Regions from separate parts of the Homo sapiens genome. Here region 2 is linked to region 1. A link is an interaction called in ENCODE POLR2A ChIA-PET data of the cell type or tissue named here. Cell type or tissue: Caco-2. All regions are shown on one strand. Links, peaks and the distances in the headings refer to the core of each region. The heading gives the core; the rest is flanking DNA. Region 1 has its middle 120 kb from the start of LINC01429. Region 2 overlaps LINC01429 (long intergenic non-protein coding RNA 1429).

What was found. Peaks named below come from ENCODE experiments on the same cell type or tissue, not always from the same donor. Only the 100,000 strongest peaks of a DNase experiment are listed, where the experiment ranks them.
Region 2: POLR2A ChIA-PET joins it to region 1 with 7 read pairs; 4 of 35 experiments call an interaction of 5 or more read pairs at or near these places.

The regions. Positions count from the first base shown.
Region 1 is chr20:51,974,874-51,989,838 of GRCh38, reverse strand. No RefSeq gene overlaps it. Among named protein-coding and RNA genes, the nearest start is that of LINC01429, 120 kb to the right of the region's middle. In Caco-2, for the core only: no CTCF peak of the experiment used is centred there; a DNase peak (open chromatin) is centred at 9,348.
Region 2 is chr20:51,839,286-51,854,250 of GRCh38, reverse strand. LINC01429 (long intergenic non-protein coding RNA 1429) reads left to right here. Exons shown (of 3, transcript NR_110016.1): 2 at 11,502-11,566. Among named protein-coding and RNA genes, the nearest start is that of LINC01429, 16 kb to the left of the region's middle. RefSeq lists an enhancer at 7,272-7,772. In Caco-2, for the core only: no CTCF peak of the experiment used is centred there; no DNase peak of the experiment used is centred there.

The DNA.
Region 1 (14,965 bases), core at 8,331-10,830:
GGTGCCACTGTTGAATACATTTCTTGGTTCATTTGGTTTATGGGATACACCAAGCCTCTGAATCATCTCAGAGGCAGTTTGGCATAGTGTGAAGAGCGTGGGCTACACACAAGCCTGGGGTTCAGCTCCAGCTTCACCCCTTGCTAGCTGTGTGACCTTGGGCAAGTAACTTCACCTCTCTGTTTCCTCATCTATAAAATGGGTAATAATAATAGAGTGGTTGTGAGGATTCAACAGGCTCTTCTGAACAAAGGACTTAGAAGAGTACTGGGCCACACTGATCTCCCACTACATGTAAATGAATGTAATAATTATGGCCACCCAGGGTTGTCCAATATAGCTCATAAATGAAATTTTGATCAGAAATAAAAGTTAGTACTGGGCGCAGTGGCTCATGCCTGTAATCCCAGCACTTTAGGAGGCCGAGGCGGGCGAATCATCTAAGGTCAGGAGTTTGAAACCGGCCTGGCCAACATGGTGAAACCCCGTCTCTACTAAAAATACAAAAATTAGCCGTGTGTGGTGGTGGGCACCTGTAATCCCAGCTACTCGAGAGTCTGAGGCAGGAGAATTGCCTCAATCTAGGAAGCGGAGGTTGCAGTGAGCTGAGATCATGCCACCGCACTCTACCCTGGATGACAAAGTGAGACTCTGTCTCAAAAAAAAAAAAAAAGAAAGAAAAGTTAGTGAAGTAGAATGGCATTATTTCTCAGCTGTTGTTACATAGATGCAGAAAATAGGTCCAGCTAGCGGTCTTCAAACTTTTAAAGTGATGCACCCCAGCAGTTATTAAATGTTTAGCCCTCTCTCCAATAGAGAAATGACTATTTATTTATAAACACTATGCATTTAGAATTCTACAACTCCAAACACTGCAATAGCTCCCATTTTCACACAAAGTAAGAGCCAAAGTCCTTACTAGCCATAAGAGCCCACCCTAGAGGAACCAGCTTCCTCTGACTTCCCCTACTCCCCTCAATATTCCCAGCTTCCTCTACTCCCGTCAATATTCATTCTGCTCCAGCCAGCTCTGGTCTCCCTGCCTCTTTCCCCACATCAGTCCTGCTCCCACCTTTGCCCGTCGCTCTGGCTGTTCCCTCTGCCCGGAAGCCTCATCCCCTGGAGTTCTGCAGACCTCACTCCCTCACTTTGTTTGAGTCTGCACAATTGTCACCTTCTCAATGAGGACAACCCCTGACCACATATGTAAAGTTACCACCACCTCCCTTCACTTCCACATCCCTTTCCTCATTTTTCTTTTTTACTGTGATAATTTATTGTATCAGCCAGACGCAGTGGCTCATGCCTGTAATCCCAGTATTTTGGGAGGCCGAGGCAGGTGGATCACCTAAAGTCAGGAGTTTGAAACCAGCCTGGCCAACATGGCAAAACCCCATCTCTACTAAAAATACAAAAATTAGCTCGGTGTGGTGGCGCGCACCTGTAGTCCCAGCTACTTCAGAGGCTAAGGCAGGAGAATTGCTAAGGCGGAGGTTGCAGTGAGCCAAGATCGTGCCACTGTACTCCAGCCTGGGTGACAGAGTAAGACTCTGTCTCAAAAAAAAAAAAAAAAAAAAAAAAAAAAAAACATAATTTATTGTATCTATTAACTTATTCTTTCTAATACACTATGTAATTGTTTTAGCTTATTCAGCCTGCTATAACAAATTACCATAGATTGGGTGGCTTTATTTATTTAATAGACAGGATCTCACTCTGTTACCAGGCTGGAGTACAGTAACATGATCCTGGCTCATTGCAGCCTCAACCTCCTGGGGTGAAGCAATCCTCCTGCCTCAGCCTCCCAAAGTGCTAGAATTACAAGCATGAGCCTCTGGCATGGCCTCTGGGTGGCTTAAAAAACAAGAATTTATCTGTCACAGCTCTGAAGGCTGAGAAGTCCAAGATGAAGGCACTGCCAAATCCAGTGTCTACTGAGGACCCACTTCCTGGTTCATAGCTGGCCACCTTCTAGTATCTTCACATAGCAGAGAGCAGAAAGCAAGAGCAAGCTCTTGTGTCTCTTCTAATAAGGGCCCTCATTCCATTCATGAGGCCTCCACCCTCATGATGTAATCACCTCTCAAAGGGCCCACCTCCTAATTCCATCACACTGGGGGTTAGAATTTCAGCATATGATTTTGGAGGGGCACAAACATTTAGTCCACAGCAGTAATGTAACTACTTATATTTATTATTTATTGTTTTTCCCTTCCTGCTAGGATGTAAGCCCCAAGAGGACAGGGGACTTTGTTTTATTTACCAGTATATCTCAGCCCATAGAACAGTGCCTGGCACATACTAGGTACTCAATAAATATTTATTGGCCGGGCGCAGTGGCTCACACCTGTAATCGCAGCACTTTGGGAGGCTGAGGTGGGTGGATCACCTGAGGTCAGGAGGTTAAGACCCGCCTGGCTAACATGGCACAACACCATCTCTACTACAAATACAAAAATTAGCCAGGTGCAGTGGTGCACCTGTAGTCCCAGCTTCTCAGGAGGCTGAGGCAGGAGAATTGCTTGAACCCGGGAGGCGGAGGTTGCAGTGAGCCAAGATCATGCTACTGCACTCCAGCCTGGGCGACAGAGCGAGACTCTGTCTCAAAAATAAATAAATATTTATTGAATTAAGCAATTGAATGACTAAATGAATTAATGAATATTTTATCTACATGAAACTCTGGGCTAAGCCCAGAAAGGCAATTATGTTTTGGTAGACAGTTCTAGTTATCAGCTGGGCCTGGCGGCTCACACCTATAATCCCAGCACTTTGAGAGGACGAGGCTGGAGGATTGCTTGACCTCAGAAGTTCTAGACCAGCCTGGGCAACATGGCAAAACTCTGTCTCTACAAACAACACAAAAAAATTATCCAGGTGATGTGGCACATGCCTATGGTTCCAGCTACTCAGGAGGCTGAGGTGGGAGGACTTCTTGAGCTTGGGAGGCAGAGGTTGCAGTGAGCCAAGATAGTGCCACTGCATTCCAGCCTGGGAGACAAAGGAAGACTCTGACTCAAAAAAATAATAAGAAAAAGAAAAAGGTTTTTTGTTTTTGGTTTTTTGTTTGTTTGTTTTTTTGAGACAGAGTCTCACTCTGTCACCCAGGCTGGAGTGCAGTGGTGTGATCTCAGCTCACTGCAACCTCCACCTCCCGGGTTCAAGAGATTCTCCTACCTCAGCTTCCGGAGTAGCTAGGACTACAGTTGCGCGCCACCACGCCCAGCTAATTTTTTTTTTATTTTTAGTAGAGACAGGGTTTCACTATGTTGGCCAGGCTGGTCTCGAACTCCTGACCTCAGGTGATACACCCGCCTCGGCCGCCCAAAGTGCTGGGATTACAGGAGTGGGCCACCACGCCTGGCCTGTTTTTTTTATTATTATTTTTTTTTTTTGAGACAGAGTCTTGCTCTGTCGCCCAGGCTGGAGTGCAGTGGCGCGATCTTGGCTCACTGCAAGCTCTGCCTCGCGGGTTCACGCCATTCTCCTGCCTTAGCCTCTGGAGTAGCTGGGACTACAGGTGCCCGCCACTACACCCGGCTAATTTTTTTGTATTTTTAGTAGAGACGGGGTTTCACCGTGTTAGCCAGGATGGTCTCGATCTTCTGACCTCGTGATCCGCCCGCCTCGGCCTCCCAAAGTGCTGGGATTACAGGCGTGAGCCACCGCGCCCGGCCTGTTTTTTTTTTAATGAAAGTTCTAGTTGTCAAGATCCTGTCTCTTTCTTCCATGGAATTGAATTCTCAGCAGGGCTGAATTTTTTCAGAAAGAAACGCTACCTTTCCAAGCCTCCCTTGTAGCTTAGGTACGGTCACGTGACTTTGTTCTGGCCAATGGGATATAAATGGAAGTGTCAAGCCTCGGGTGGGTATCTTTGCTTTCTCTTTGTTCTTTTCTCCATCTTGCTGCCTGGAACTTGGATGCCGCCATCTTCGGCAATGAGGTCATTTGACTCTGCAAAGCAGAGAACCAAGAAAGAAGCAGCTTGGAGCTGGGCGCAGTGGCTCACGCCTATAATCCCAGCACTTTGGGAGGCTGAGGCGGGCGGATCACGAGGTCAGGAGATTGAGACATCCTGCCTAACATGGCGAAACCCCGTCTCTACTAAAAAGTACAAAAAATTAGCCGGGCGTTATGGTGGGCGCCTGTCGTCCCAGCTACTCCAGAAGCTGAGGCAGGAGAATGGCGTGAACCCGGGAGGCGGAGCTTGCAGGGAGCCGAGATCGCGCCACTGCCCTCCAGCCTGGGCGACAGAGCGAGACTCCATCTCAAAAAAATTAAAAAAGAAGCAGCTTGGGACCAAGGAGAGTCATTGAAGCCTTAGACTACCTATGTAGTGTTTAATTGAGAGAAAATACGCATTTATCTTGTTTAAGGCACTGGTTTTTTGGCTGGATGTACATAATAGACTTTTTTTTAACCAGGAATAAAAATTAAGTTAGGCTTTTGTTTAACTTCAGTGTGCAATTGGCAAGCCCTTCTCCAACCCCCATGTGGCATAACAATCCTTTCTAGCTGCTTTAAGTTGCTGAGCCACCAATTTCTATTATTCCTGGAATCTGAGTCATCTATACTCCCTGTGTTATTACACATAATATGTTATTATGACTTTAATCAAGGAAATATTTTTTTCACTTGATATATTAGTCACATAGCTCCTGGATTGTCAGAAACAGCCAGGAATGCTAGCTAGTATTGCATCATTTTATCTGTTATTTCCTGTGGGGAGTGGCTTAAAATCAGACCAGCCAAATCTAGGCAGGAACTGGATCTTGCTTTCATTAGTTTCTGCAATTATTTTCAGAAGGAATCAGTTTCCAAGGCAGAGGAAGGAATAAATACTATTTGCTTGGTTTTACTACTGAAGTTGTGTAATTTACATAACAGCAAAATTACAGCTTAGAATTCTAAGTAGCAATTATAATGTTTAAAAAAAGACAAAACTTTGCACTTAAGCAATAGCAAAGAGTGGAAAATGTTAAATAAACTTCACACAAAATTTAAATATTTATTTAATCTCATTTGCCTGGAGGGAAAAAAAACCACATTCTTTAGCCCTAAAATTGAAATAGAAGAGAACTCTCACAGACAGTAAATTCAATTCTAAAAGCCCCAACGCGGCCGGGCGCGGTGGCCTACACCTGTAATCCCAGCACTTTGGGAGGCCGAGGCGGGCAGATCACGAGTTCAGGAGTTCAAGACCAGACTGTCCAATATGGTGAAACCTGTCTCTACTAAAAAATACAAAAATTAGCTGGGCATAGTGGCACGCACCTGTAGTCCCAGCTACTTGGGAGGCTGAGGCAGGAGAATCGCTTGAACCTGAAGGCAGAGGTTGCAGTGAGCCGAGATCATGCCACTGCACTCCAACCTGGGCCACAGAGTGAGACTCCGTCTCAAAAAAAAAAAAAAAAAAAAAAAAAAGCCCCAATACAGGAAAATAGATATGGAAGGAACTCAAAAACTCATACAAATAAGGTGGCAAATGAACTTTCTAAGCCTAATGATACATGTGATGTCACCCAAACAAAACAAAAAGCTAATTAGGCATTCTTGTTTTTCCCTTAAAGCCAATCTTTTTTTTTCTCCTCTTGGATCCATCCAGTGAGGTTTTATAACCCTCCTATTTGCCCTAAAGCAAATGGGCATTAAAACCATATTTTAATATTAGGTAAGTTATTGGTAAACAATCTTTGGTCCTAAAAAAGTGAAACTGTTCTTCATTCAGTGCATAAGGATTGAAAAAAGTCTTGGATTAGGAGATCAGTTTAATGCCTATCAAATCACTATGGAAAATGCTTTGAGAAACTCTGGCAGTGCCAGTTTCCCCAAAGTGAGGAATGGCTGCAAGGTGTGGTCTGAAGATTATTATTGTCCATAAGCTAGATAATTTAGATGGTGCATGGATGTGGCATTAAATAATGCTATAAGGCCTGGTGTGGTTGCTCATGCCTGTAATCCCAGCACTTTGGGAGGCTGAGGTAGGAGGATCGGTTGAGTCCAGGAGTTTGAGACCAGTCTCAGCAAATGGTGAAACCTCATCTCTATTAAAATACAAAAATTAGCCGGGCATGGTGGTGCGCACCTGTAATCCCAGTTTCTTGGGAGGCTGAGGCAGGAGAGCAAGACCTTGTCTCAAAAAAATAAAAATAAATAAAATAACAATAAATAGGCTGGGCGCAGTGGCTCACACCTGTAATCCCAGCACTTTGGGAGGCCGAGGCAGGTGGATCACAAGGTCAGGAGATCAAGACCATCCTGGCTAACATGGTGAAACCCCGTCTCTACTAAAAATACAAAAAATTAGACGGGCACGCTGGTGGGCGCCTGTAGTCCCAGCTACTCAGGAGGCTGAGGCAGGAGAATGGCGTGAACCCGGGAGGCTGAGCTTGTAGTGAGCCAAGATCGCACCACTGCACTCCAGCCTGGGCAACAGAGCAAGACTCCGTCTCAAAAAAAAAAAAACACAATAAATCTACAGGGGTTCATCTTCAATCTTTCGGATTACATTAAGGAGAAAGTCTCTGTTTGGTGCTAATAGATCTTTATCACCTCTCCACACTTAACTAATTTCCCTTGTTGAACAGACAGCAAGCCCCAGCTGCACAGCCTTTAGCAGATTAGACTGCTTCCCTAGAATTTTATTTTATTTATTTATTTATTATTATTTTGAGACGGAGTCTCAGCTCACTGCAACCTCCAACTCCTGAGGTCAAGGGATTCTCTCATCTCGTCTCCCAAGCAACTGGGACTACAGATGTGTGCCACCATGGCTGGCTAACTTGTCATTGTTGTAGAGATGGGATCTCACTCTGTTGCCCAGGCTGGTCTTGAACTCCTGGGCTCACACGGTCCTCCCACCTCAGCCTCCCAGAAAAGGGCTGGGATTACAGGCATGAGCCACCATATCTGGCCTAGAATTTTTTTTCTTTTCTGGAAATTAATTTGTGCCATTACCTGCTGTTTAATAATGAATACCAAGTTCTCCATTCATAATAGTAATATATAAAGTTTCCTGTGAAAATACATTTGTATAAAGGAAAGGACATGAGTTAAATTGTTTTACCTATATGCGTATTAAGTAAAACATTGACTCCTTAGATTTGGCAGAAATTGTGAAGGTGGTACACAAATGATGAATACGGGGAGACACTGGATTGGAGATCCATCTCCTCCCATCTTCTTCTACCATCTTCTCTATATCTTTTAGGAGAGAATGCTAGAATTGCGGTCAGCAGACTATTCAGGAACATCTTTTTCAGGAAGTTCACAAGATTAAGACTCTTTCATAATAATAATACTAAGCCTTTATTTATCATTTTCACTTGTAGTCAATCACAAGTACAGTGGGATTTTCCAGAGGCTGCATGACATATGATATCACAACAAAGTAAATGTAGAAGCTGCTGTGTGTATCTGGCCGTCTTGTATAAAGCAAGGCATTAGAGGGATTAGCAAGAAAAAAGAAGCAAAAAATGTTACTCTTTTCACTAAATTTTTTGTTTTGGAAATTTTTTTTTTTTTCATAAAAGTAACATTACTTTCTTTCTTTTTTTTTTTTTAAGACCCAGTCTCGGCCAGGTGCGGTGGCACACGCCAGTAATCCCAACACTTTGGGAGGCCAAGGCAGGCGGATCATGAGGTCAAGAGATTGAGACCATCCTGGCAAACATAATGAAACCCCGTCTCTACTAAAAATACAAAAATTAGCTGGGCGTGGTAGCACGCACCAGTAGTCCCAGCCACTCAGGAGGTTGAGGCAGGAGAATCGCTAGAACCTGGGAGGCAGAGGTTGCAGTGAGCCGAGATCACGCCGCTGCACTCCAGCCTGGGCGACAGAGCGAGACTCCGTCTCAAAAAAAAAAAAAAAAAAAAGGCAGACTGAGCATAGTGGCTAATGCCTGTAATCCTAATACTTAGCGAGGCCAATACTGGTGGATTGCTTGAGCCTGGAGTTCAAGAACAGCCTGGGCAACACAAACAGACCTTGTCTCTACAAAAAAAAAACAAAAAAAATACAACAATTAGCCATGTGTGATGGTGCACACCTGTAGTCCCAGCTTGGGAGGCTGAGGTAGGAGGATCACTTGAGCCATGATCACATGACTGTACTCCACCCTGTGCAACAGAGTGACACCCCATCTCACAAACAAAACAAAACTAAAACCTCATATCCCAGCTCTACCACCTCCTAGTTCTGTAGCCTTGGAGAAATCAGTTCACTTCTCTTAGTTACAATTTATTCATCTGTAAAATAGGAAAAGTAGTACTAATAATACCTGCCTAAGGGGGTAGCTGTGAAGATTCAATAAAACTTGTTGTTGTTGTTGTTGATGTTGTTGTCATTGTAGAGACAGGGTCTCACTATGTTGCCCAGGCTGGTCTCAATCTCCTGCACTCAAGCTATCCTCTGGCCTTGGCCTCTCAAAATGCTGGTATTATGAGCATGGTAGCAGGCCTGGCCTCAATAACATTTTGCTTGTAAAAAGCACATAGTACAGTCGGCCCTCCAGATCCATGGGTTCCATATCTGCAGACTCAAACAATCAGGGCTGGAAAATAGTTGAAAAAATAAAAATAAAAATAAAGACTACAATAAAAAATCATATACATAAAACACGCCGTATAAACAACTATTAACATAGCATTTACACTGTATTTGTTTTCAGTTTTTTTTTTTTTTTTTTTTGAGATGGAATTTTGCTCTATTGACCAGGCTGAAGTGCAATGGCACAATCCTGGCTCACTGCAACCTCCGCCTCCCTGGTTCAAGCAATTCTCCTGCCTCGGCCTCCCGAGTAGCTGGGATGACAGGTGTGCACCATCACGCCCAGCTAGTTTTTTTGTATTTTTAGTAGAGACGGGGTTTCACCCTCTGGGCCAGGCTGGTCTTGAACTCCTAACCTCGAGTGATCCACTCACTTTGGTGTATTAGGTATTATAAGTCAGCGGTACCCAACCTTTTTGACACAAGGGACCAGTTTCGCAGAACACAATTTTTCCACAGACCCGCTGGTAGGGGGATGGTTTTAGGATGATTCAAATATATTACATTTATTGTATACTTTATTTCTATCATTACATTGTAATATATAATGAAATTATTATACAACTCACTGTAATGTAGAATCAGTGGGAGCCCTAAGCTTGTTTTCCTGCAACTAGACAGTCCCATCTGGGAGTGATGGAAGACAGCGACAGATCATCAACAACCTAGTTCCCTCATGTATACAGTTCACAATAGGGTTCGCACTCCTATGAGAATCTAATGTGGCCGCTAATCTGACAGGAGGCGGAGCTCCGGTGGTAATGCGCGCCATAGGGAGTGACTGTAAATACAGAGGAAGCTTTGCTTGCTCACCTGTTGCTCACCTTTTGCTCTGCAGCCTGGTTCCTAACAGGCCATGGACTGGTACCTCTGTTATAAGTAATCTAGAGGCTGGGCACAGTGGCTCACACCTGCAATCCCAGCACTTTGGGAGGCCGAGGCAGGCGAATCACCTGAGGTGAGGAGTTCGAGACCAGCCTGACTAACATGGTAAAACCCCGTCTCTACTAAAAACACAAAAATTAGCTGGGCGTAGTAGTGGGTGCCTGTAATCCCAGCTACTCAGGAGGCTGAGGCAGGAGAATAGCTTGAACCCAGGATGCAGAGGTTGCAGTGAGCTGAGATTGTGCCCTTGCACTCCAGCCTGGGTGACAGAGTGAGACTCCCTCTCTAAATAAATAAATAAATAAGTCTAGAGATGATTTAGAGTATACAGGAGGATGTGTGTAGGTTACATGCAAATACTAGGCCATTTTATAGCAGGGCCTTAAGCATCTGTGCATTTTGGTGTTCACAGGAGACTCCTGAAACCAGTGCCTCATGGATACAGAGGGATGACTGCATATATCAGGGTTTCTCAACCTCAGCACTGCTGACACGTTGGGTTGGATAATTTTTGGTTGTGCATTGTAGGGTGTTTAACAGCATCCCTGGCCCCTGCCCTCTAAATGCCAATAGTAATCCCATCCTCTCCCCTTCCCATCAAGTTGTGAAAACCAAAAATATCTCCAGGCATTGCCAAATGTTTTCTGGAGGTAAAAGCACCCCTGATTGAGACCCTCCAGCTGACATGTAAATATTCTATACATTCCCCCTCACAGATTGGCCCATGGTCTTGGGTTCAGAACCACCAGTATAATCAAACCTCACACGTCACAGGGGAGAAAATCAAAGCCCAGAGTGATTTGCCTATAGTGATTGTCTTTGTTTCCTTGGGTTGCCATAAGAAATAGCCACAAACTGAATGGCTTAAAACAGCAGGAATGTATTCTCTCACAGTTGTGGAGAACAAAAATCCGAAATCAAGGTATCAGCAAGGCCGTGCCCTTTCTGAAACCTCCAGGGGAAAATTCTTCCTCATCTAGTCCAGTTCCTGCTGGCTCCGTGCATTCCTTGACTTGAGGATGCGTCAGTCCAATTTCTGCTTCAGCCTTCACATGGTCTTGCTGTGTGTGTGTGTGTGTGTGTGTGTGTGTCTGTGTGTGTGTGTGTGTCCCTCTTTTTTTTTTTTTTTTGCTTTTTACTTTTTTTTTTTTTTTTTTTGAGACAGAGTCTCCCCTGTCACACAGGCTGGAATACAGTGGCACAATCACAGCTCACTGCAGCCTCGACTTCCCAGACTCAAGTGATTCTTGTGCCTTAGCCTCCCAAGTAGCTGGGACTACAGGAGTGCACCACCATGCCTGGCTAATCTTTTGTAGTTTTTGTACAGACAGGGTTTCGCTATGTTGTTCAGGCTGCCCCAATTTCTAGGCTCAAGCAATCCACCTGCCTCTGTTACAGTCTCACCCAGGCACCACAATGTAGCAGTCTCTCATTGTGAGGTATAACCTGGAGTTCTGTGTTTCACAACCAAGAGAATTAAGGAGCATGGACACAAAGTGCAAGGTTGGAGCAAAAGTTTAATAGCAAAAGAAGAAAGCTCTCCACTGTAAAGAGGGGGCCTGAAAGAGGGTTCCTGGGTTTTTTTTTTTGAGACAAAGTTTTGCTTTTGTTGCACAGGCTGGAGTGCAATGGTGCAATCTTGGCTCACTGCATCCTCTGCCTCCCAGGTTCAAGTGATTTTCCTGCCTCAGCCTCCCAAGTAGCTGAGATTACATGTGCCACCATACCTGGCTAATTTTTTTTTTTTTTTTTTTAGTAGAGACAGGTTTTCTCCATGTTGGTCAGGCTGGTCTTGAACTCCCGACCTCAGGTGATCCACCCACCTCAGCCTCCCAAAGTGCTGGGATTACAGGCATGAGCCACTGCACCTGGCTGGGTTCCTGTTTTTACAGTTGAATGCAAAGGCTTTTATAAGAAGCTGATGAGGAATGGTCATATCATTTGCATAAGGCACGAATTTCTGGTAGCTCCACCCTGTCCTCCTAATGCACCTGCAGGCCCTTAGCTCGAGTTACTCCATATCACTTTGTTCCTCTTACCACACATGTGTCAGGGGACGGCATTTTCATTGTGGGCATGTCTAGGCAAGTCACTTGTGTAGACTTTTTTATCTGTGCAGCTGTGGGCATGTCTTAGGCTGCGGGCACAGATAAGGGAACGTGCACAAGCCCCCCTATGCAAGTTCCCTTATCTGTACCTGCAGCTTGATTTTTCCGGCTGTTCTTTGGTTTGAAAGAATTCAGCTGAGAACCCACCCTAACTGCCTGCCTGACCGGTTTCTTCCTTTCTCCTCTCTCACTTTGGCCTCCCAAAGTGCTGAGATTACAGGCATGAGCCACCACACCCAGCCATGTCTTCTCTTCTTATAAGGACATTTGTCATTGGATTTAGAGTCCATCCAGTTAATCCAGGATATCATCTGAAGATCCTTAACCTTATTACATCTGCAAAGACCTTTTTTTCCAAATAAAGTCACATTCACAGGTATTGAGGATTGGGACTTAGACCTATCTTTTAGGGGACCACAATTCAACCTACTGCCAAGAAGTTATGTGTAAACAGCTCTATAGCATGTTAGTGATAGAGTTAGAATGCAAGCAGGCTGGGCGCAGTGGCTCACACCTGTAATCCCAGAACTTTGGGAGGCCGAGGCGGGTGGATCACGAGGTCAAGAGATAGAGACCATCCTGGCTAACACGGTGAAACCCCGTCTCTACTAAAAATACAAAAAATTAGCCAGGCATGGTGGCGGGCGCCTGTAGTCCCAGCTACTCGGGAGGCTGAGGCAGGAAAATGGCGTGAACCCAGGAGGCAGAGCTTGCAGTGAGCCGAGACTGCGCCACTGCACTCCAGCCTGGGTGACAGAGCAAGATTCCGTCTCAAAAAAAACAAAAAAAATGCAAGCTTAAGTTTTGTGACTTCCAATATTATTACCCACCCTCTCTAAATTTCAATTTCCACATCTGTAAAATGGGCCTAACAAAGAGATCTACCTCATAGAATAGATGGGCTCATAACACCCCAGTTTGTGATCCTAGTTTTACTCAAGAAAGTACTTTGCACAATGGCTGGCTTGTAGCAAGTGCTTCAAAAATGTTAGCTATTTCTGTCATTATTGTTACCATTTTATTATAAGGTCATTCTTTCAACTAAGAAAAAAATAAAATCCCAAGGGAAAGACTGTCTCAAGCTTTAAGTTTATAAACTAGATGGTAACACCAACAATTCAGTTCTCTGGTTGGTTGGTTGGTTGGTTGGGTGGTTGGTTGGTTGGTTGGTTGGTTTTTTTGAGACAGGGTCTCATTCTGTTGCCCAGGTTCAAGTGCAGTGGTGCGATCTTGGCTCACTGCAACCTTCTTCTCTAGGGCTCAAGCGATCCTCCCACCACAGCCTCCTGAGTAGCTGAGACTACAAGGCACACACCACCACACCCAGCTAGTTTTTCTATTTTTAGTAGAGATGGGGTTTCACCATGTTACCCAGGCTGGTCTTGAACTCCTGAGCTCAACCTGACCACCCACCTCAGTCTACCAAAGTGCTGGGATTACAAGTGTGAGCCACGACGCCCAACCCAGTTCTCTATTTTAAACTATCACTTCTCCCTTATCAGGTGGTGTGGCATACGGAACAACCTTTGTAAAGATCTGGTCAAACTTTGAAAGTAAAGTAATGAGAGGAAAGCGTACTTTGTATATTTCTGTTAAGTCTCTGTAAACCAAGAAGACAAGATGGCATTTGTTTGTTTGTTTTTTTAAATAATTAGATTCTGAACTCCTGACATCCATGTCTAGCTACTTTTAAACAGACAGAATGGTCTCAGGAAGAATTTTATCCCAGAAGACAGTAGGTTCAGGCTGGGCGCAGTGGCTCATGCCTGTAATCCCAGCACTTTGGGAGGCCAAGGCAGGTGGATGGATCACTTGAGGTCAGGAGTTCAAGACCAGCCTGGTCAACATGGCTGGTCTTTTCTTTTTAGCTCCCGCATGTGTGTGAGAACGTGCAATATTTGTATCTGCCTTGTCTGTGCCTGGTTTATTTCATTTAGCATAATATCCTCCAGTTCCATTCATGTTGTTGCAAATGACAGAATTTCATGCTTTTTTATTGCTAAATAATATTTCTTTATTTCTTTTTCTTTCTTTTCTTTTTTTTTCTTTTTTTTTTTTTTTGAGACAAAGTCTCCCTCTGTTGCCCAGGCTAGAGAGCAGTGGTGCGATCTCTGCTCACTGCAACCTCAACCTCCTGGGTTCAAGCGATTCTTCTGCCTCAGCCTCCCGAGTAGCTGGGATCACAGGCATGTGCCATCATGTTCGGCCAATTTTTGTATTTTTAGTAGAGATGGGTTTTCACCATGTCGGTCAGGCTCGTCTTGAACTCCTGGCCTCAAGTGATCTGCCTACCTCAGCCTCCCAAAGTGCTGGAATTACAGGCAGGAGCCACTGTGCCTGTCCCCTGAATAACATTTCATATGTAGCACATTTTTTTCACTCATTCATTGATAGACACTTGGGTTGATTCCATATCTTGCTTACTGTGAATAGTTCTCTACTAGCTTTATCAAAAAGTGTAAAAAGTGACAAGTGGACTTAATTTTAATAATATAGACTTTTATGTAACTCAGTAGATCCAAAATATCATCATACATACAAGCAATATAAAAATTATGAATTTGAGGCTGGGCACGGTAGCTCACACCTGTAATCCCAGCACTTTTAGAGGCTGACGTGGGTGGATCACCTGAGGTCAGGAGTTCGAGACCAGCCTGACCAACATGGTGAAAACCCACCTCTACTAAAAATACAAAAAATTAGCTGAGCATGGTGGCACATTCCTGTAATCCCAGCTACTTGGGAGGTTGAGGCAGGAGAATCACTTGAACCCGAGAGGTGGAGGTTGCAGTGAGACGAGATGGTGCCATTGCACTTCAGTCTCAGTGACAAGAGCAAAACTCCATCTCAAAAAAAAAAAAGAAATTATGAATTTGATATTTTGCTTTTTTTTTTTTTTTTTTTTTTGAGACAGAGTTTCGCTCTTGTCCCCCAGGCTGGAGTGCAATGGTGCAATCTCGGCTCACTGCAACCTCCGCCTCCTGGGTTCAAGCTAGTCTCCTGCCTCAGCCTCCCAAGTAGCTGGGATTACAGGCACGCCATCAGGCCCAGCTAATTTTTGTATTTTTAGTAATAATCGCCTCCCAAGTAGCTGGGATTACAGGCGCGCCATCACGCCTGGCTAATTATTTGTATTCACCATGTTGGCCAGGCTGGTCTCAAACTCCTGACCTCAAGTGATCTGCCCGCTTCGGCCTCCCAAAGTGCTAAAACTACAGGCGTGAGGCACTGCGCCCGGCCGAAATCGCCATTTTTATACTAAGTCTTTGAAATTCAGCATGTATGTTACACTCACAACACATCTCTTACATCTTTTTTTTTTTTTTTTTTTTTTTGAGACAGGGTCTTGCTCTGTCACCCAGGCTAGAGTGCAGTGGTGCAGTCTAGGCTCACTGCAACCTCTGGCCCTCAGGCTCAAGTGATC
Region 2 (14,965 bases), core at 6,295-8,794, 130 kb after region 1:
GGTTATTTTTATATTTTTAGTAGAGACGGGGTTTCACCACGTTGGTCAGGCTGGTCTCAAACTCCTGACCTCAAGGTGATCCAACCACCTCAGCCTCCCATGCTGGGATTACAGGCGTGAGCCACCGCACCTGGCCCCAGCTTGTGTTTTTAATTTCAGTCTATCTCTCACAGAATGTCAGTTCAAACACAGCTGCCTCCAGCTGCAGAAATACAATGCCATATCATAGATGACCATAACTTATTTTGACAGCTTCCTCTAATGGACATTTGGGTTGTTTCTATTACTTAGCTTTTACATACAATGTTGCAATGTATTTCCTTATACGTACATCACTTATCATATATTCCTGAGTGGGGGTCTATAGGATAAATTTCCAGTAGAATAATTGTTAGGTCAAAGAGTATGTACATCTCAGTCAGGCATGGTGGTTCATGCTTGTAATCCCAGCACTTTGAGACGCCAAGGCAGGTGGATCCCTTGAGAGTTCAAGACCAGCCTGGCCAACATGGCGAAACCCCGTCTCTCATAAAAATACACACACACACAAAAAATTAGCTGGGCATGGTGGCGCGCGCCTGTAGCCCCAGCTACTCTGGAGCCTGAGGCATGAGAATCACTTGAACCCAGGAGGTGAAGGTTGCAGTGAGCTGATCGTGCCACTGCACTCCAGCCTGGGCGATAGAGCGAGACCCTGTCTCAAAAGAAAAAAAAAAAGGAACGTGTATAGTTTCTATTTTAGTTTATGTTTCCAAATACTCCCAAGGAGACTAAAGCATTTTTAACTCCCACCCTCTTGGCAGTGTATGTCAGAGCCTGATTCCCCACACCCTGCAAAGACGGCATTATCAAAAGGTTGGATATCTGTTGATCTGATAAGGAAAAAAAAGATATACTAATTATATTTGCATTTTTCTTATAATGCCTGAGGTCAAGAATCTTTTCTTATACATGCCTGCTAGCTTCCTCTACAGTATTCATTTGCAATCTTCTAAAGGGGTTTTGTTTTATATTTCTTCCTATCATGTAGCTCAGTAAAGTATTTGCATACAGTGGAAGATTAAGAAATATTCAGATTACTAGACACACCTGGACACAGTCCCCACCTCTCAGCCATCTTCAGAGCCCCACCTCCACCTCCTCAGGCTACAATGGACAGAATGAAGTAGAGAAATCAGAAATGCGCTTTGAGATAAATAGTGAATGAAACCAGACAACAAGTGGGATCACGTCCACCACAAAACCAAGCATGACTTTGCCTACACTTTCAGGGATATTTTTACAGGGTGCTGCAGTACTAGATCCAAGGACGCAAGAGCTTTGCAAGAACCAAAGAAAAATATCAAATCCTGGCTTACCAAAACAAATTTAAAAATAGACAGAGGCTGATGCAGTGGCTCATGCCTGTAATCCCAACATGTTGGGAGGCCAAGGCAGGAGGATGGCTTGAGGCCAGGAGTTGGAGGCCAGCCTGCGCAACATGACAAAACCCTGTCTCTACAAAAAATTGAAAAATTAGCTTGGTGTGGTGGTGCATGCCTGTAGTCCTAGTTACTTGGGAGGCAGAGGTGAGAAGCTGCCTGAGCCTATGAGTTTGAGACTGCAATGAACTATGATCACCCCACTGCACTCTAGTCTGTGTGACAGAGTGAGACCCTTCCTCTCTAAAAATTAAATAAAAATTTAATAAGTGATAAAATATACACAGAGAATTCACAAATGGCTACAAATTGTTACATCATACTAACTGGCATCTGCAACTGGTGGTTTTTAGAGGTCTTTAGATCACAAGAGCAAGCTGGGTGTGGTGGCTCACTCCTGTAATCCCAGCACTTTGGGAGGCCGAGGCGGGTGGATCACCTGAGGTCAGGAGTTCGAGACCAGCCTGGCCAATATGGTGAAACCCTATCCCTACTAAAAATACAAAAATTAGCCAGGTGTGATGGCACACACCTGTAAACCCAGCTACTTGGGAGGCTGAGGCAGGAGAATCACTTGAATCTGGGAGGCGGAGGTTGCAGTGAGCCGAGAACGCGCCACTGCACTCCAGCCTGGGCGACAGAGCGAGACTCCATCTCAAAAAAAAAAAAAATCACAAGAGCAAAATATTCTATCTGAGCAAAATTAGTAATTGCACACTTCAGAACATTTCAAAAATTACACACATTTGTTTAACTGAATGTGAAATATGGTCGTATTTTACTATATTAGGTGTCGTATATAGTAAGGCCCACCACAGCAAGAAAAGCCTGTGTTAACCACATTCCTAGGTGCCGCTAGAACTGCAGTGACCAGGCCGGCCGCGGTGGCTCACGCCTGTAATCCCAGCACTTTGGGAGCCTGAGACAGGCGGATCACGAGGTCAGGAGATCGAGACCATCCTGGCTAACACGGTGAAACCCTGTCTCTACTAAAAATACAAAAAAATTAGCCTGGCATGGTGGTGGGTGCCCGTAGTCCCAGCTACTCGGGAGGCTGAGGCAGGAGAATGGCATGTGAACCTGGGAGGCGGAGCTTGCAGTGAGCCGAGATCACACCACTGCGCTCCAGCATGGGTGACAAAGCGAGGCTGTGTCTCAAAAAAAAAAAAAAAAAGAACTGCAGTGATCAGGTGTGGGCTGCAGGAGAACACACTTGACCTATAGTCCCCATCTACCCATTTCCAGGCCCGCTGAAGCCACAGCCCTGAGCTTCGCTGTTTTGTTTTATACCACTTCCATTTCCTCCCCTGTAAAATAAAGCAATGATAGCAACCTGGACATAAAATTTCAGAAAGGATGGACAAAACAAGGTGTTCAGGATGGAACATCAGGCACAGTGGATGTCTAGATGGTGGATAAGACTTGGGTCAGGCCTCCTGCGGTGTTTCTCAAAGCTTTGAAAGGCCCCTGGTGGCATAAGAATGGTCTCTCCAAGCAAAATCCCTGGAAGAAAGTGTACCAGCCTACATTTTAAACAAGCGTGCCCAGGGCATATGAAAGTGCACTAAAATGTGTTTCTTACTTTTTTTTTTTTTTTTTTTTTTGAGACGGAGTCTCGCTCTTGTTGCCCAGGCTAGAGTGCAATGGCACGATCTCGGCTCACGGTAACCTTCGCCTCCCGGTTTCAAGTGATTCTCCTGCCTCAGCCTCCCGAGTAGCTGGGATTACAGGCATGTGCCACCACCCCGGGGTAATTTTGTATTTCTCCATGTTGGTCAGGCTGGTCTGGAACTCCCGACCTCAGGTGATCCCTCAGCCTCCCAAAGTGCTGGGATTACAGGCGTGAGCCACCACGCCCGGCCTTAAAATGTGTTTCATAACAGCTTTAATGAGATATACTTCATACTCAATTTACCTATCGAAAGTGACCAATTCAGTGGTCTTTAGTGTGCGCACAGTCATTGCAATGCTCACCATAATCTTTTTTTTTTTTTTTTTGAGATGGAGTTTCACACACTCTGTCACCCAGGCTGTAGTGCAGTGGCGCTATCTCAGCTCACTGCAACCTCTGCCTCCTGGGTTCAAGCGATTCTCCTGCCTCAGCCTCCCAAGTAGCTGGGATTACAGGCATGTGCCACCATTCCTGGCTAAGTTTGTAGTTTTAGTAGATATGGGGTTTTACAATGTTGGTCAGGCTAGTCTCGAATTCCTGACCTCAAGTGATCCACCTACCTCGGCCTCCCAAAGTGTTGGGATTACAGGCGTGAGCCACCATGCCCGGCCTCAAGTAAGAATTTTATTCTTTTCTCTTTTTTGCTGAATAGCTGAATATACTCTAAATTTTGAGACCACTGAATTTCAGGGCTTTTTTTTTTTTTTTTTTTTGAGACAGGGTCTCATTCTGTCACCCAAGCTGGTGTGCAGTGGCATGATCTCATGATCTCGGCTTACTGCAGCCTTGACCTCCTGGGCTCTGGTGATCCACCTCAGCCTCCTGAGTAGCTGGGACTACAGGCCCACAGTCACCACGCCTGGCTAACTTTTATCATTTTTGTAGAGATGGGGTTTCACCATGTGGCCCAGGCTGGTCTCAAACTTCTGGGCTCAAGCAATCCACCTGCCTCAGCCTCCCAGAGTGCTAGATTACAGGCATGAGCCACACACGAGTGCTAGATTACAGGCATGAGCCACACACTGGCCAGTTTGAGGTTTTGAAGCACTATCAGAGTATTTTGGTGTTTGTGGTTTTGTTTTTTAAAGAAATCCAGAATTTGAATAGAGTAGCCTGTGTTTGCACAGCCCCCAAGGTAGTCTCCTAAAGCCGGGAACATACATCTTCTTTTTTTTTTTTTTTTTTTTTTTTGAAACAAGGTCTCACTCTGTTGCCAGGGTGGAGTACAGTGGCGCCATCTTGGCCCACTGCAACCTCTGCCTCCCAGGTTCAAGTGATTCTCATGCCTCAGCCTCCTGAGTAGGTTGGGACTACAGGCTTGCGCCACCATACTCAGTAATTTTTGTATTTCTAGTAGAGACGGGGTTTCACCATGTTGGCTGGGCTGATCTGGATCTCCTGACCTCAAGTGATCTGCCTGCTTTGGCCTCCCAAAGTGCTGGGATTATAGGCAGGAGCCACCGCGCCCAACCTATAAGTCTTTTTAATAACCACTGTCCGGAGGGGACAACCACAGCTACCGTTGCTTTGTGCCACTTGCCTATGTCTTTCCAAATTTATCTTGTGGAACCCCCTCCATATGGGCGGTTACCACCCCTACTTGCCAGGAGGACATGGAGGCCCAGCCAGGTTAAGTCACTTATCCAAGTTCACTGGGACAACCAGAAGTTGCTCTGACTCTACAACCTACATTATTTAAGTTTGTGAAGTCTACAACCTTTCACCTTTGTCGAAAAGCTTGATGGATTTAATATGCTGGATGTATAAACATCTACATACACAGAAACATATGTATAGACATACATATGTAATATAATATAACAATATATGTCATACGTGATATAATATGGCAGAGTAACATAACAAAATTTGAGGAGTTGTTTATTTCACCCAGTCATCTAAGGTAAACAAGGAGACATTCATTGCAACATTCATTAAAACATTCATTGAAAAGTAATTATATAAACTTCCAAATCTAGGCCAGGTGCAGTGGGTGGCTTACACCTGCAATCCGAGCACTTTGGGAAGCCAAGGTGGGGGAGGATCACTTGAGGCCAGGAGTTTGAGAGCAGGCTGGGCAACATAGCAAGACCCTATCTCTAAAAAATATTTTAAAATTAGCCAAGTGCAATGGTGCCTGTCGTCCTAGCTACTCAGGAGGCTGGGACGGGAGAATCACTTGAACCTGGGAGGTCGAGGCTGCAGTGAGCCATGGTTGTGCCACTACACTCCAGCCTGGGCGACACAGTGAGACCCTATCTCATAAATAAATAACAAATAAGAAATATCCAAATGTCCTGGACAAGAGGCAGAGACTTCTCTTGACCCAATAACGGATCCAGAAGAAAATAGCGGAAGCTTCCTATTTTGAAAAATGGGTGGGACTCCAAGTGATATGAAACCTTTCACGTATTCATGAATGCTAACTGGAAAGATAGTTGGGAACATTCCAGAAGGTTATTCCTTCCCTCTTTCTCTCTCTCTTTTTCTCTCTGTCTCTTCTTCTCCCTCTCTCCTTGGGAGATCTTTGATAACCATCTTGGCCTTTGGAAACCTCTTTTATTAAGCCATCCTATTGTATGCTAAGTTATGGTGGCTGAGACTGATCCCTTCACAAAAGTCCTTTGTTTGGGGATTCTCTCAATAAGCTGGGACTCAGTGAATTATGCTTCTTCTTGGAAGCCTTTCTTAGCCGATTGTATTTACCTAAGGAAGCATTATTTTCTGTCTTGTTTTATTTTCCTCTTTTTCTCAAGCGTAATTCAGATATCAGGAAAGCATGAGAGAGATAAAGAAATTACCAACTAACAAGGAGTTTCTGCCTTCTAAGCTTTGAAAATGGTAGAGATTTTTTGTAACAAGCATGTATCACTTACAGAACTTTTTGAAAAATTGTATTTCTTCGGTACCGGGACCTTGTACCAGGAAAGATGTTTCTCCCCCAGCCCTGGAGATGACATGAGATGTTCTCATTCTGACATATTTCCCCTTGTCTGCTGTTCCTAGTCACTTTCATTGTTATTTAGTTTTACTTCAATATTCAGGGGTGGGAAGAAGGAAGAATAAACAGCTCTTTCCTATTCATTATTTTCATCCTAGAATAAGATCTTCATTATTGTAAAAATTAAAAAAAAAGGGGGAGTGCTTTAAAAGTAAAATTAAATTGGTTTTTAGTTTTAGTTTTGGTGCTGTCTTTAAAGAGAACTGGTGGGAACTTTAAGAAAAAAAAAAAAGCCGAGCCACATCAAATGAGAGCAGCAAAGGACGAAATGGCAATAAAGGAAGCATGGGGTGTGTGGGGGGTGTCCCCTCAGGATGGAGAATGTCCCTCTCCTTCCTTGAAAGGCAGCCTTCTTTTCATGGGAAACCAAGCCCCTGTGTTATTGGGCTCACAATGAGTTCTCCAGATGTAGTTCCCAGGAGTAAGGATTCTCAGAGAAATAAAAGAATCCTAGAAGCTTCTGTTTGTTTGTTTTGTTCTTGTTTTAGTAAGATTTTGAATAGGTAATGCATCCAAGTGCTTCAAATAATCACCAAGTTTAACAAATGGTGAAAAGTCTCTTAACCACTGTCCCACAGCCACCCATTTGTTCCCCTTCTCATAGTCAACCACTACTCCTTTATGTTGTATAATATGATACTCAGAGCTACATTGTGCATATACAACCAAATATAAATATGTATTCCACTCCCCGCTCCCTTTCTACACAATTGTCAACATATCATCCAGATGGCTCAGCCCCTTTGTCCTTGCATGAACCATTGCTCTTGGCCATTGTTCCATCTCAACACATATAGAGCTTGATCTTGTTTTTTTTTTTTTTTTTTTTTTGAAACAAGAGTATCGCTCTGTCACCCAGGCTGGAGTGCAGTGGCGCGATCTCGGCTCACTGCAACCTCCATCTCCCAGGTTTAAGTGATTCTCCTGAGTCAGCCTCCTGAGTAGCTGGGATTACAGATGTGTGCCACCACCCCCGGCTAATTTTTGTGTTTTTAGTAGAGACAGGGTTTCACCATGTTGGCCAGGCTGGTCTCAAACTCCTGACCTCAGGTGATCCTCCCACCTCAGCGTCCCAAAGTGCTGGGATTACAGGCACGAGCCACCACGCCCAGCCCTTTGATCTCTCTTTTCTATGACTGTATAGTGTTACGCTGTAAATGTCCTTTATTCTATTTAACCAATTCCCAAATGATGGGCCTTTATTGTTTTTGAGACAGTCTTTCTCTGTCACCCAGGCTGGAGTGCTGTGATGCGATCTTGGATCACTGCAACCTCCACCTCCCAGGTTCAAGCGATTCTCCTCTCTCAGCCTCCCAAGTAGCTGGGATTACAGGCACGCGCTACCACACCCAGCTACTTTTTGTGTCTTTAGTAGAGACGGGGTTTCACCATGTTGGCCAGGCTGGTATCAAACTCCTGACCTCAAGTGATCCGCCTGCCTGGGCCTCCCAAAGTGCTGGGATTACAGGCGTGAGCCACCGTGCCCGGGCTATGATGGGCCTTTAAGTTGTCTTCAATATTGGGCTATTACAAACAGTGCTCCTGTGAATTATCTCGGTTGCACATCATTTCTCACATGTGTGAGTAATTCTGAGGGCACCTCCCCCCAGGAGGAATTGGTAGGTCAAAGAGAGGAGGGACTTGAGATGTCCGTGTTATTTGTAAGATTAGTTTTTTAGGTCCTCAGCTTTATACTATCTTAATATTTAAATTTAAATTACCCAAGTAATGCATTAAGCAGTTCTGTCTGGCCGGGCGCGGTGGCTCACACCTGTAATCCCAGCACTTTGGGAGGCAGACGCGGGCAGATCATGAGGTTAGGAGATGGAGACCATCCTGGCAAACACGGTGAAACCCCGTCTCTACTGAAAAATACAAAAAAAATTAGCCAGGCGTGGTGGCGGGCGCCTAGATCAGTAAATCTAGGTTATCTGGTATATCTGGTAAAATGTGAAAGCCCCCTTTGAATTTCCCACTTACTATTCACCACCACATTCACCTTGAAATCCAAACTTCTCAAAATTAACCACCGTGAGCAGTTTAGTCCAGACTTTTCTATGCATTTATATTTCTATTCATATACACATATCTATGTATGTCTAGGATAATAGATATATTAGATACATAGATAATATATTTATCTACATATATAACACACACAAGTGTTTGTGTGTGTGTAGAAATATAAATATAGACTGGGTGTGGTGGCTCACGCCTATAATCCCAGCCCTTTGGGAGGCTGAGGTGGAAGGATTGCTTGAGTCCAGGAGTTTGAGACCAGCCTGGGCCATATAGTGAGACCTTGTATCTAGAAAAAATAAAAAATAAATAAAAATAAAAATAAAAAGGAAGAAAAGAAAGAAAAAAATTAGCTGGGTATGATAGCATGCACCTACAGTCCCAGCTGCTTGGGAGGCTGAGACGGGAGGATTGCGTGAGCCCAGGAGGCTGTGGTGGACTGTGATCTCCAGCCTGGGTGACAGAGTGAGAACCTGTCTTAAAAAGAAAAGAAAAGAAAAAGAACTGTTAACAGCAGTGCTTGTCAGACTTCAATGTGCTGAAGAATCAGCTGTTGATTTTGTTAAAATGATTCAGTGGGTCTTGGGTAGGATCTGAGATTCCCCATTTCTTTTTTTTTTTTTTTTTTTTGAGATGGAGTCTCGCTGTCGCCCAGGCTGGAGTGCAGGGGCACGATCTCGGCTCACCGCAAGCTCCGCCTCCCGGGTTCACGCCATTCTCCTGCCTCAGCCTCCCGAGTAGCTGGGACTGCAGGCACCCGCCACCACGCCCGGCTAATTTTTTGTATTTTTAGTAGAGACGGGGTTTCACCGTGTTAGCCAGGACGGTCTTGATCTCCTGACCTCATGATCCACGCGCCTCGGCCTCTCAAAGTGCTGGGATTTACAGGCGTGAGCCACTGCGCCCGGGCGAGATTCCCCATTTTTAGCAAGCTCCACTGTGATGCCAATGCTGCTGAATTTGGAGTGATTTTCAGTTTTAGCTTTTGTCACTGCTTTGTTTTGTTTTTACATAAACGAGATCATATCTACTTATTGCTCTGCAACTCACTTTTTTTCGGTAACGGTCATTCTGGAAAATAATATGGATGTGGCTTTGCAAGTCTAAGGAGTCTGTGTGTGCCTGCAGAGCTATAAACTTTTATGAAGGAAAAATCACTTTAATCGATTTTCAACCTGAATCTCTAAATCAACTTTAGAGGACCAATGGTGGTATTTGAAACAGTTTTTATTTGCTAATGAAATTAAGCTTCAAATGACATGAAAATTGTTTCTGATCAGCTCATTATCCTACCCTGACACTGAGCAATAGTGTGTCTTTTGAGAATGTAACAGACATGAAGACAGAAGAGATGAGATTCAGGTTTCTCGACATAATTAATTTCATTGGCAAAAAAAGGAAAAGTTTCCTCTGGATTGATTTACAAAGGGTGTTTCGTTTTGTTTTTATGTATATATTTTTGAGACAGAGTTTCTTTCTTGTCGCCCAGGCTGGAGTGCAATGGCACGATCTGGGCTCACTGCAACTTCTGCCTCCCGGGTTCAAGCAATTCTCCTGTCTCAGCCTCCCGAGTAGCTGGGATTACAGGCACATGCCACCATGCCCGGGTAATTTTTGTACTTTTTTTTTTTTTGAGACAGCTTCTTGCTTTTGTCCCCCAAGCTGGAGTGCAATGGCGCAATCTCGGCTCACTGCAACCTCCCCTTTCCGGGTTCAAGCAATTCTCCTGCCTCAGCCCCCCACCCACCCAGTAGCTGGGATTTCAGGCGCCTGCCACCACGACTGGCTAATTTTTTTGTATTTTTAGTAGAGATGGGGTTTCACCATGTTGGCCAGGCTGGTCCTGAACTCCTGACCTCAGGTGATCCACCCGCCTCAGCCCCCCAAAGTGCTGGGATTACAGGCGTGAGCCACCGTGCCCGGCCAATTTTTGTATTTTCAGTAGAGACGGGGTTTCATCATATTGGTCAGGCTGGTCTCAAACTCCTGACCTCAGGTGATCTGCCTGCCTCGGCCTCCCAAAGTGCTGGGATTACAGGTGTGAGCCACCATGCCCGGCCATTACAAAGGGCATTTTAATTAGCATAGAGAAAAACAAATAGGAACACAAAGTTCTGTCTTCAATGTAGATACTTCAATGTTGTTTCTTGCCTGTGCAAGGGAGGGAAGGATGGTTTGAATTTATGAAGATCACCTGAGGATCTACTGTTGCTCTATTTGCTCGAGCAGGAGGTCAGGGACCCCTCACTCTGCTCCTTATCCCTCATGCACTCCATCACCAAATCTCCAAGTACATCATGAGTCCATTTGTTTGCACCTTGCTACCACCCCACTATCCCGATCGTCCATCACCTGTAGACGGGCAGGAGCTTCCTCACTGGTCTTCCCATGCACTCTCACCTCCCTCCAGTGAGTTCTGCAACTGTAGCCGGCCGCGACTGCATTGCACCCAAACTGAATCCCATGAATGCTCAGAGTAAGACCCCATGGATGCCCGCCATCACCTGCCTCTGATCCATCTCAAGGTCTTTCCCAAGTGAGCCTCTGGCTTCCTCTCCAGTGTCACTGCTCAACCCTCTGCCCAGAGGCTATCTCTGCCCACTTTACCCAGTTGCCCCATCCTACAGGTTTCAGCTCCAAGGTCCCTTCCTCAGAGAAGCCCTCCTGGACCAGTTCCAACTCCTGGTGGCGGTGCCTGGCACTTTTTCTCCATATCCATTATCATACTGTGCAATAAGATCTTTCTGCGTACTTGGGGGTGATTATTTAACTGATGTCCACCTCCCTCCACTAGACTGTGTGCTAAATGAAGATGGGTAGGTACCATGTCTGTTTTTGCTTATTGTTGCATTCCAGTGCCAATCACAGGGCCTGGCATATAATAGGCAGTCCAGTAATAATCTGGTTATTTGAAAGAGCACAGGAAGGAAGACCCAGGGCATATTGGCTGTTGTTGCTGACACTGGTGCTGAAGGGCTTTGGTGAGGATGCTTAGGGAGGAAGTGATGAATCAGAGCAGATTGGGTTGGGATGGCAGAAAGGATCAGAAAGCTAAGCTAGACCCATTCTTTGCAGCTGGGCCAGAGGGTAGGACGGTGAGTAATGATAGCACTTCGGGGGTCACCTCGGGGATGATAGTCTTGTCAAGTCTTATACGTGACAGGGAGAAGCAATGGCTAATACATCTATATATCGATAATATGAATAAATAATTTTAGAAGTGTCTTCATGCACAAACCAATGATGAAAGCAGGCCATGAATGGAGACACATGATCAGTTTCACTGTGTGTCCTAAAACACATTATTTTTAGGAGTTTCCTAAAAATAAACCCCAAGGCTCAGTGACCAAACGTCAATGATGATAACAACGAGCGTTTTCCTTCCTAGGGTGGAACATCTTTTGAAGAGCTCAGACCCTGGACCCCTGATCTTAATGAGCTTTGCAGCCTTCAGTAAGTCGCCAACATATATCTGTACCTCTGAGCTCAACCAACCTTAAGTAATGTGTGGAGTGCTAGAGTACACCCTTGCAGGAGTCTCTCGGACCCACGCCAGATCTGAATCTTGTCTTGGCCAGTTTTCTCTATGGGTGAACCCTCCCAGCTTTCAGACCAACTGTGACCTCAGTTTGGAAAGTGGTGAGAATCACTGGTCCCACCTCATGGGGCATGACATAGATTGCATTGGTCAATCTATCTATAGCCCCAGACATTGGGGAGCACTCAGAAGATGGGGCTTTCCATTGTCCAAGCTAGTCCTGAACAACAAAGGGCTACCTGGGGATGCAGAGTAAGAAGTCAACTGAAGCAAGACTGAGATCACTTAGTAACTCCAAGCTGAAGAGTGGGCAAAGACCTCTGTTTCTTTTTTTTTTTTTTTTTTTTCCGAGATGGAGTTTCGCTCTTGTTGCCCAGGCTGGAGTGTAGTGGCATGATCCCAGCTCACTGCAACCTCCGCTTCCCAGGTTCAAGTGATTCTCCTTCCTCAGCCTCCCAAGTAGCTGGGATTACAGGCGTGTGCCACCACGCCTGGCTAATTTTTGTATTTTTAGTAGAGACGGGGTTTCAATATGTTGGTCAGGCTGGTCTCGAACTCCTGACCTCAGGTGATCCACCCGCCTCAGCCTCCCAAAGTGCTGGGATTACAGGCGTGAGCCACCGCGCCTGACCTGTTTCTTTTTTTTGAGACAGAGTCTCACTCTGTTGCCCAGGCGGAGTGCAGTGGCACAATCTCAACTCACTGCAGCCTCAACCTCCTCAGACTCAGGTGATCCTCCCACCTCAGCCTTCCGAGTAGCTGGGACTACAGGCGTGTACCACCATGCCCAGCTAATTTTCATATTTTTTGTAAAGCTGGGATTTCACCGTGTTGTCCAGGTTGGTCTCAAAACTCCTGGGCTCAAGCCATCCTCTCGCCTCAGCCTCTCATAGTGCTGGGATTACACACATGAGCCACTGTATCCGGGAAACCTCTGTTTCTTAACGCAGTCAATTCAGCACCAAAATATCCAATTCTGAAATGTGGAGACTTGAGCATTTGTCCAGCTTCTTTTTGTTTTGTTCACTGCTGCAGCGTCAGTGCTTAGAACAGCGTCTGGTATGGAATAGGCACTAGGATGAGGCCAGGCAGGCACCACGGGCAGGAAATGCAAAGGGAACCTTACGCTAGGGGTTTTGCAGGTGTAGCAGTGACAGAGAGTGAGGCCTTCTTGCCTTTTGTGCCTGAGGTGCCTGCCTTGCCTCTGGCTGGTCCTCAGCGTGGTCTGGTACATGGTAGGTATTCAGTACATAGCCATTGAATGAATGAGTCCAGTTTTATAGAAACAACCAGATTTTTTACTTAACCTTTTCTCTCAGATGTTTTGACCTCAGCGTTGAGCAGCCTCGGACTAACTTGAAATAATTTCTGTGATTCTGAGACCCCCCAGGAAATGTAGATATTGTAATCACCAAAATGTCCATGATAAAGTTGCCATTCAACCTTTTTGGAGCACTGTGTCTCTGTCTTCTGCAGTTCTTGGCAGGCATTTCACACGTGCCAGGACTATGAAATAGGTCATGGCAAGCAGGTGGGAGGAGAGAGAGAGAAAGAGAGAGAGAGAGAGAGAGAGAGAGAATGTAAGCACAGGTTGGCTACTGTCAAGGAAGATAATTTCCATGTAGTTAGAAAAGGCTGTGGAATGGCCATCTTCATTACCGTTTTAATCTCTGCTCTCACCTGCTTGCTGGCTAATTTCGTTCTGTAACTGACCTTCACGTCAAAAGCAAGGTTGTACCATTTTAATACTTTGGGACATGTTGCCTTTGCATTCCTGAAACCTTTTCAGTTTTTTGTTTTGTTTTGTTTGTTTTTTGTTTTTTTTTTTTTTGAGACAGAGTTTCACTCTTCATTGCTTAGGCTGGAGTGCAATGGCGTGATCTCGGCTCACTGCAACCTCCAGATCCTGGGTTCAAGTGATTCTCCTTCCTCAGCCTCCCAAATAGCTGGGATTACAGGCATGCGCCACCACGCCCAACTAATTTTGTATTTTTAGAAGAGACAGGGTTTCACCATGTTGGTCAGGCTGGTCTTGAACTCCTGACCTCAGGTAATCCACCCACCTCGGCCCCTCAAAGTGCTGGGATTACAGGCATGAGCCACCGTGCCCAGGCCAGTTTCATATTTTTTATTTAAAAAAAAATATTAGTCCGGGCGCGGTGGCTCACGCCTGTAATCCCAGCACTTTGGGAGGCCGAGGTGGGCGGATCACGAGGTCAGGAGATTGAGACCATCCTGGCTAACATGGTGAAACCCCGTCTCTACTAAAAAAATACAAAAAATTAGCTGGGCGGGGTGGAGGGCGCCTGTAGTCCCAGCTACTCAGGAGGCTGAGGCAGGAGAATGGCATGAACCCGGGAGGCGGAGCTTGCAGTGAGCCGAGATCGTGCCACTGCACTCCAGCCTGGGCGACAGAGCAAGACTCTGTCTCAAAAAAAAAAAAAAAAAATTATTTTGTATCATATTAAAAAAAATTTTGGCCGGGCGCGGTGGCTCACGCCTGTAATCTCAGCACTTTGGGAGGCCGAGGCAGACGGATCACGAGGTCAGGAGATCAAGAGCATCCTGGCTAACATGGTGAAACCCCATCTCTACTAAAAATACAAATAATTAGCCAGGCATGGTGGTGGGTGCCTGTAGTCCCAGCTACTTGGGAGGCTGAGACAGGAGAATGGCGTGAACCCGAGAGGCGGAGCTTGCAGTGAACCAAGATCGCACCACTGCACTTCAGGCTGGGTGACAGAGTAAGACTCCGTCTCAAAAAAAAAAATTCTTTTCATTTATATCCTATCAAAGTTTTTAAAAAATAATTCAGGCCGAGCGCGGTGACTGACACCTGTAATCCCAGCACTTTGGGAGGCTGAGGCAGGAGAATTGCTTGAACCTGGGAGACGGAGGTTGAGGTGAGCCGAGATCGTGCCATAGCACTCCAGCTTGGGCAACAAGAGTGAAACTCCGCCTCAAAAAAACAAAACAAACAAAACAAAAATAATAATTCAAACTTTGGAAAAGATAATACATTCATATGACCCAAAATGTAGAAAGAATGGGCACAGTGGAAAGTCTCCCCCAACTCTTAATCCTCCTCGACCTGGCTCCTGGCAGGTGCAGATATAGATTCTTATCCACCTCTGATTTTTTGTGTGTGAGCCACCGCCTAGCCTATCATCATCTATATTTGGTCCTGAGCCTTGGGGTTTATTTTGAGGGTACTCCGGGGCACAGAGTGGAGCTGATCACCTGCCTCTATTCATGGCCTGCTTTCATCATTGGTTTGCACAAGGGGACACTTTAAAAATTATTTATTTATATTA